Regions from separate parts of the Homo sapiens genome. Here region 1 is linked to region 2. The links are chromatin loops, found by intact Hi-C in ENCODE. Cell type or tissue: Calu3. All regions are shown on one strand. Links, peaks and the distances in the headings refer to the core of each region. The heading gives the core; the rest is flanking DNA.

Region 1 (2,922 bases), core at 111-2,610, 470 kb after region 2:
AGTGGTAGATATGTTAACTAGCTTGATTTAATAATTTCACAATGTTTACATATATAAAAACATCATGTTGTATACCATAAATATATTTAATTTTTATTTGTACTTGTCCTTCAATAGAGCTTTTGGGGGGTGGGGGAGAAGAGTGAAGCTTGGTAGATTTGAACTCCAGAGATTTATTTGTAGACTGTAGTAAAAAGGGGAAGGAGGATATGATGTAAGAAAAAATTTTACTTGACGGAAAGGAAAAGTAAAAAAGCCCTTCAGATTCCAGAGAGAGGAGCCCAGGAAGGAGAAGAAAGAGAAGCAAGATGTCAGAATTGAGGAACATGACTTCATTATCTGGATCAAAATCCCTGGGGGAATAAAGTTTCGAGAAACTCTGAGGGGAGGTTGACATATTCCAAATGTTTTAACGTAAATATTATAATATTGATTCCCTATAGGGGAGTTTCCTGTTTTCTTCCTGGCACGGAGCAACATGGTGCCACCCAGGAAGGAGTTTAGAAAGGAGGTAGTCTGTGTGGCCTGGACAGGCATTCAGTGTCCCCATGCTCCTCAATAAAGGAATCAAGAAGTGCCATAGGGCGCTGGACCAGAGAGGGACAGAGAACAGTCTGAGAGGGGAGATGAGGAGATCATTTCATGATGTCAGGTCTTCGTGACAGGAGAATATGACAGAAACTATAAACTTCTAGCTCAAATGCCAGGGCAAATAAGATGAGCTGCATCACACTGGAGACAAGTGAAGGCAACAGAGGCAAGAGCCAAAGAGGTCTGGAACAGTTCAAGGAAGAGCAGAAACAGAGTAACCCTGAGTGGCAATGTGAAAATATCAACTTTTCTTTGCTGTCTTTAGAAATGAAGAGCTCCCAAACAAGATGAAATGTGAAAGAGAAAATCTGTGTTTACTTTTGTACATCTGAATATAATATCTAAGTTGTTGACCTTTCTCAGAAATAATTGAGAACCGGCCTCATATCAAAGCTTACTTTTAGTTTGTTCATTTGAAAGGGGTGGAGGTATTTTGCTTAAGACATCTAACTAGCTCACATAGCTGTGGTGAATGCAAAAAGCTATTTTTTAAGTAAATTTTGAAGCCCTATAGGATAAAAGTGGGAATCTATTTTTTTAAATATGAGAGTGGATCACCTAAAGGCATTCACCAAAACACACATACATGTAGACACACCATGTCACACCAGCCACTTAGCTATAGAAGTAGTTCTGAATAAAGTTTATGAGCCCTAATCAGATGTACCTCAGTACTTACTGCCTTAAGCACTTTCTGTTTGGGGCTGAAGTAATCTGACTAAAAATATATCTACCAATCAACACCTTTCTGTTGTTTCTAGCTGCATGGATGCTAAGGGTAGTCTCCAAATATACTTCAAAGAGCCCACAGTTCTCCAGGACACTAATTCACACCAGTATTGTGTAAAGCAGAATAGATGTGTACCACAGTTACCAACAATGTCAACAAACTCAAGGTGTTAGCATGTGAAATGAGGTTGTTATTTTGATGATAGTGATTATATCAACTGTTCCTCCTTACAATCACAGGGTACTTTCAGATCATGGACACTAAAATTACCAACCAGTAATTTGGAGATCAAATTAACAGCAACCATTCAAAGTAAATTGGGTCATTTCGACTCAGTGGTATTAGGCAACAGAAAGAATGTGAAGTTCTCAAACTGGTATGAGAACTGCAGCTCAAGCTTGTTGCAGTTCTAGACAGATGGCTCTTTCAGGCATTGTTCAACTAAGGGGTCATTTCTGCTGTTGTCAGAACGGAAATTCCCAAAACACATACTTTAGAATCTGTAGGCTGCCTTCATAGTATATTTCAGTAACTCCAAAGGCTTCACTGTTGTAAAATTCTTTACTTTGTAACCCAAGTTCTCCAACCTCCTGAGGAGCCACTGTGTCCTTGGAAGTCCATCAGTCTTAGTCCAAGTCTCCGTTTTGGATACAAGAAGTCCTGCATCCTGCTCAAGTATTTCTAAGCATCCCAGTAGAGTTTACATTCCTGGTGGTTGCTTATTGTGTCAGTTAGAAATTAGGTCCAGCTGCATGTAACAGAAACTCAACTGCTGTGGTTTAACCAAACAGGAGGAGGGGTGATTTTCTCATGTATTCAAAGTCTGGACATGAGCAGTACGAGGGCTCTGTAAAGTCTTAGGAGCTCCATGTCCTATCAACATTTTTTTCCTCTATCCTTAACATGTGACTTTTTGCCTCATGCTTGTTGCCTCATGGTCACAGAATGGCTGCCCTTTTTCCAGGCTCATGTCCTTACTCTCAGCAGAAAGAATAAGGGGCAAAGGACCAAGGGGGAACCCCTGAAGCAGAAAAGTGAAACTTTCCCAGAAATTCCTAGCCAAGTTTTAATTATATCTCAGTGACCTGAAATGAGTGTCAGTGCATTTTCTGAAGCCTGGGAAGGCAAGGATTATAGCAAAGTGCACTCCCATCTAAAACAAAATATGAATATGGCTGGTAAGGAAAAGGGGAGCTGGGCTGCTGAGTACCCAGCAGTGTCTGCCACTCTTCCCAGCTCTCGTCCTGAACCACTCCACGCTGGCCATGTCTGGTCATCTCCTAACTATGAGATAGGAAAAATTTAAAACTAGATCTGAGACGTGAATACCCTAGTAGTGGCCTTGCCTCTTCCTGGGAGGAGTAGCCTCCTGGGTGCCTTCTTCCTGATCCTCCACTCCAATACCATATTGCTGAGATCATGGTTTTTTTTTCTTTATTCATTCAATTAATAAACACTTTTTGATCAATTTCTATGCATTAAGTACTGTTTTAGACATTGGGGATATGAAAGAAACCAAGATCTCAAGACCCTTACCTTACATGGAACTCATATTCTAATGGAGGTTACTGTATTTCTCTCCCCAGTTGTCCTCTTAGCAG
Region 2 (2,922 bases), core at 300-2,799:
AGAGACTGAAGGCAATTTGTTGGAAGTCTTCACACACTGTTACTGGATGTGACCCTTACATGCTAAGAAGGTTGGGCAGAATGTTATTGTTCTTGATTAATTCTCCCTCCAGGAGGAACCTTTTTATTTAAAGTATGATGGTTCGTGCTTGTCAGAAGAAACATGTTCTATAAATCTCGAAGAAGGAAAAGGTCACTGAAATGGCTTTCTATGTGCTTCTTAGAATCAAGTCTTGCTAATGACATAGGTTGAAATTCATAAGGATTGGTGAAAGTAGGTTTTCAACAGAAACATTTTATTAACTGCAAAGAAGAAGATCACTCCAAGTCCAAATTCTTGCCTGTTACATTACCCTCCCTGGAGACCATCTACCTCGACATCAAAACTTCTTTCAAAAGTTTAAGAATAACAACGGCCACTCAGACTATATGTATTGTTATGATGACGCGTATATATAGAGTCACAATGAGGTGGATTTTATTGATTCAGTTTTGTGGATGGAGCTTGGAGAAGTATCTTGTCCAAGGTGTCCTAGCAAAGGAATCCAAAGTAGAGGACTTTTTTCCACTAATCTACGCCTTCTCTTATGTTCCTTTGGCTCTGGTCATTCTACTTCCTTCCACCATCTCTGGCTCTCACCAACATTAACCTAACGCTTTAGGCAAACTGCTTGCTGGCTACCATGATCCTCCTAGATTTCTGTTTTCAGACATTATAGCTTCCCCTTGCTGTTGCAGGAGAAAAGCAACTTCTCCCCAGCTTTTTCGTGAACTTTCCTCCCTAGGACTTACTTTCCCTCTCTGTGAAAGGGTGCTAATGGCCAGGAATCATCTTGCCTGTTATCCTCTCTCTTCCACCTCAGTCGGATGGCCCTCTCACCAGGCTCTGTGAGCCCAGCCTCTGATATGCTTCAAGAGCAGGCGATGCTCTGGGCAGGAAGGACATAGAGCCCAGGGCTCAGGAAGCATTCATTCCTTATTCTTAAATGCTTATCTAGATGCTCTTATTGTTGCTGCCTGTAACTTATGGCTCAGTTATTCCCGGCCTGTGCCCCCAACCTTCTGTTGCTTTCTTTCTCCTAGTCCCTGAATCTCATCTGCACCACTTAGCAGATATGTGACCTTGGGCAAATAGCATAACTTCTTTGGGCCTCAGTCTTCTCATCTGTAATATAAAATAGGTTGATAATATCTGTCTTGCAGAGATTAGTTGTGTAGACTTAATGAGTTAGTATTTTATAGAAAAACACCTGACACATAGTACAAATAGTAAAATGGATGCAGAGTCCATTTTCATTTCCATTTTTCTTGATTTTGGCCATAGAAACAATAATCTTTAAACAGTAAATCATCACTAGATCATCTTTTAAACTCAGTCTACCCAATGAGACCCTCAAGCCTCGTCATGTTTCTGTCTCCATGTGCTAATATGCGGTTTGACTCCATAGGGACCCTGGTCCCAAACCCTCACTGCTTTTGATGCTAGTGGTTTTGGGGCCTGCTCCCTCTTCCTGCTACACCCTGTCTTGCTTTTCTGTGTCTCTGAGGCTTACCTCCATATCATTTGTCTATGTCCTTCTCGCTACTATAGCCAGGTGCTGACTATAATAATACCTGCTTTGCATACCTCAGGGATTATTGTGAGGATCAAAGGGGATGATTAACATGTTGTAAGTGCTTTGAGAAGGAAGATGAGCTGCGTCACATGGGTTATTATGATGATTATAACTCCTGGACTGTCTTCAGATGACTAAAAATATCCACCTAGTGTGGACCTTTTCAGCGTATTCTTATCTCTCTTGGACTTCCCTGCACTGGCTGAGAAGCCTGACAGTTTAAAGCAACTGAAGAACTTGCTGGTAGACAGCAGTGTTGGGGGTAGAGAATGCCTGAGTAATGAGTTATCTTCTTTAGGGTCCCAACGGGAAATCTGGTACCCTGGAAAGCGTTAATTTACCTCACTTGAGTGAATGCTTTAGACCCAGCAAGCATTTCATTTGCCCAGGCAGCCCATTGTGATGATGATATTAAATAATCATTATCATTACGTGGAAATTCTGTCACCTTGGGGATTTAGAAAGTGTTTCTCAAGCCATTTATACATAAGCAACCAAAATGAGCAGAATGTTCATCTAGAAGAAAGTATTTGTGAAGAAAACATTTGTTTGTAATTGTCAGCATTTGGCGAAAGCAGAGAATGAAAGAATGAAATGAACCACAGCTTTGGATTCCTTCCAGCGTTTTTTTTCCAATCCCAAATTGTCAGACTAGGGAGGGAAGTCTTCCTGTCATGGACCCTGAGCTCTGGGGAGGAGAGTAAGAGACTTCAACTTCCTTACCCTCTCCATCCAGGAAGTCGTTTCCAAGGGAGCTGTCTCTAGGGAAAAGCAAGAGCCCGTTGGCTAATATTTATTTATAGTCGTATACCCTGTAAACTTGTCTTCTTTTAAAAATTAAGAGCAAAAAAGTGGTTTTGGTTCTTGTTTGTTTGGACCACCTCCAGACAGTCATATCTGTTTTCTTTATTTCTGTGCTAGTTGCTCAACATTGTAGGTCTTGATTGAATTGGTTTTATTCCTAGGTCCTCCCTTATTATTAATGTTCTTATTATTGGTTAGTTCTTCTATGTTTGCAGTGTCCTTGACAATCTTTTTTTATTAGCTGTTCTTTATAACAACTCAGTGAGTTGGATCAGCCTTACTGAATATTTATCCAACAAACTGTCCAACATTTTCTTTTGTTGGTTTTGGTTAGGATTTATTGCAATCTTTTTTTTTTCTTTCTGATAATCATCCTTCTGCAAGAAACGTGTTTCATGCTCTTTCTTGCAGGGTTATATGAGCCAGGGGCTTGTGTCATCTGCTTTCAATTCATGTTTAGTTTCTTCCTCCCCTTCCTGGCTTTCTCACCCTCCTCAAAGTTA

The links. Peaks named below come from ENCODE experiments on the same cell type or tissue, not always from the same donor. Only the 100,000 strongest peaks of a DNase experiment are listed, where the experiment ranks them.
Region 1: a loop joins it to region 2, with 2.6 times the contacts of the local background. A loop is called at or near these places in 5 of 110 quality-filtered maps.

What each region holds. Positions count from the first base shown.
Region 1 is chr5:68,483,674-68,486,595 of GRCh38, reverse strand. The region is part of intron 3 of LOC105379013 (a long non-coding RNA gene); the gene reads left to right. LOC105379012 (a long non-coding RNA gene) reads right to left here. Exons shown (of 4, transcript XR_948411.3): 1 at 2,858-2,922. Among named protein-coding and RNA genes, the nearest start is that of PIK3R1, 270 kb to the right of the region's middle. In Calu3, for the core only: no CTCF peak of the experiment used is centred there; no DNase peak of the experiment used is centred there.
Region 2 is chr5:68,953,423-68,956,344 of GRCh38, reverse strand. No RefSeq gene overlaps it. Among named protein-coding and RNA genes, the nearest start is that of LINC02198, 75 kb to the left of the region's middle. In Calu3, for the core only: no CTCF peak of the experiment used is centred there; no DNase peak of the experiment used is centred there.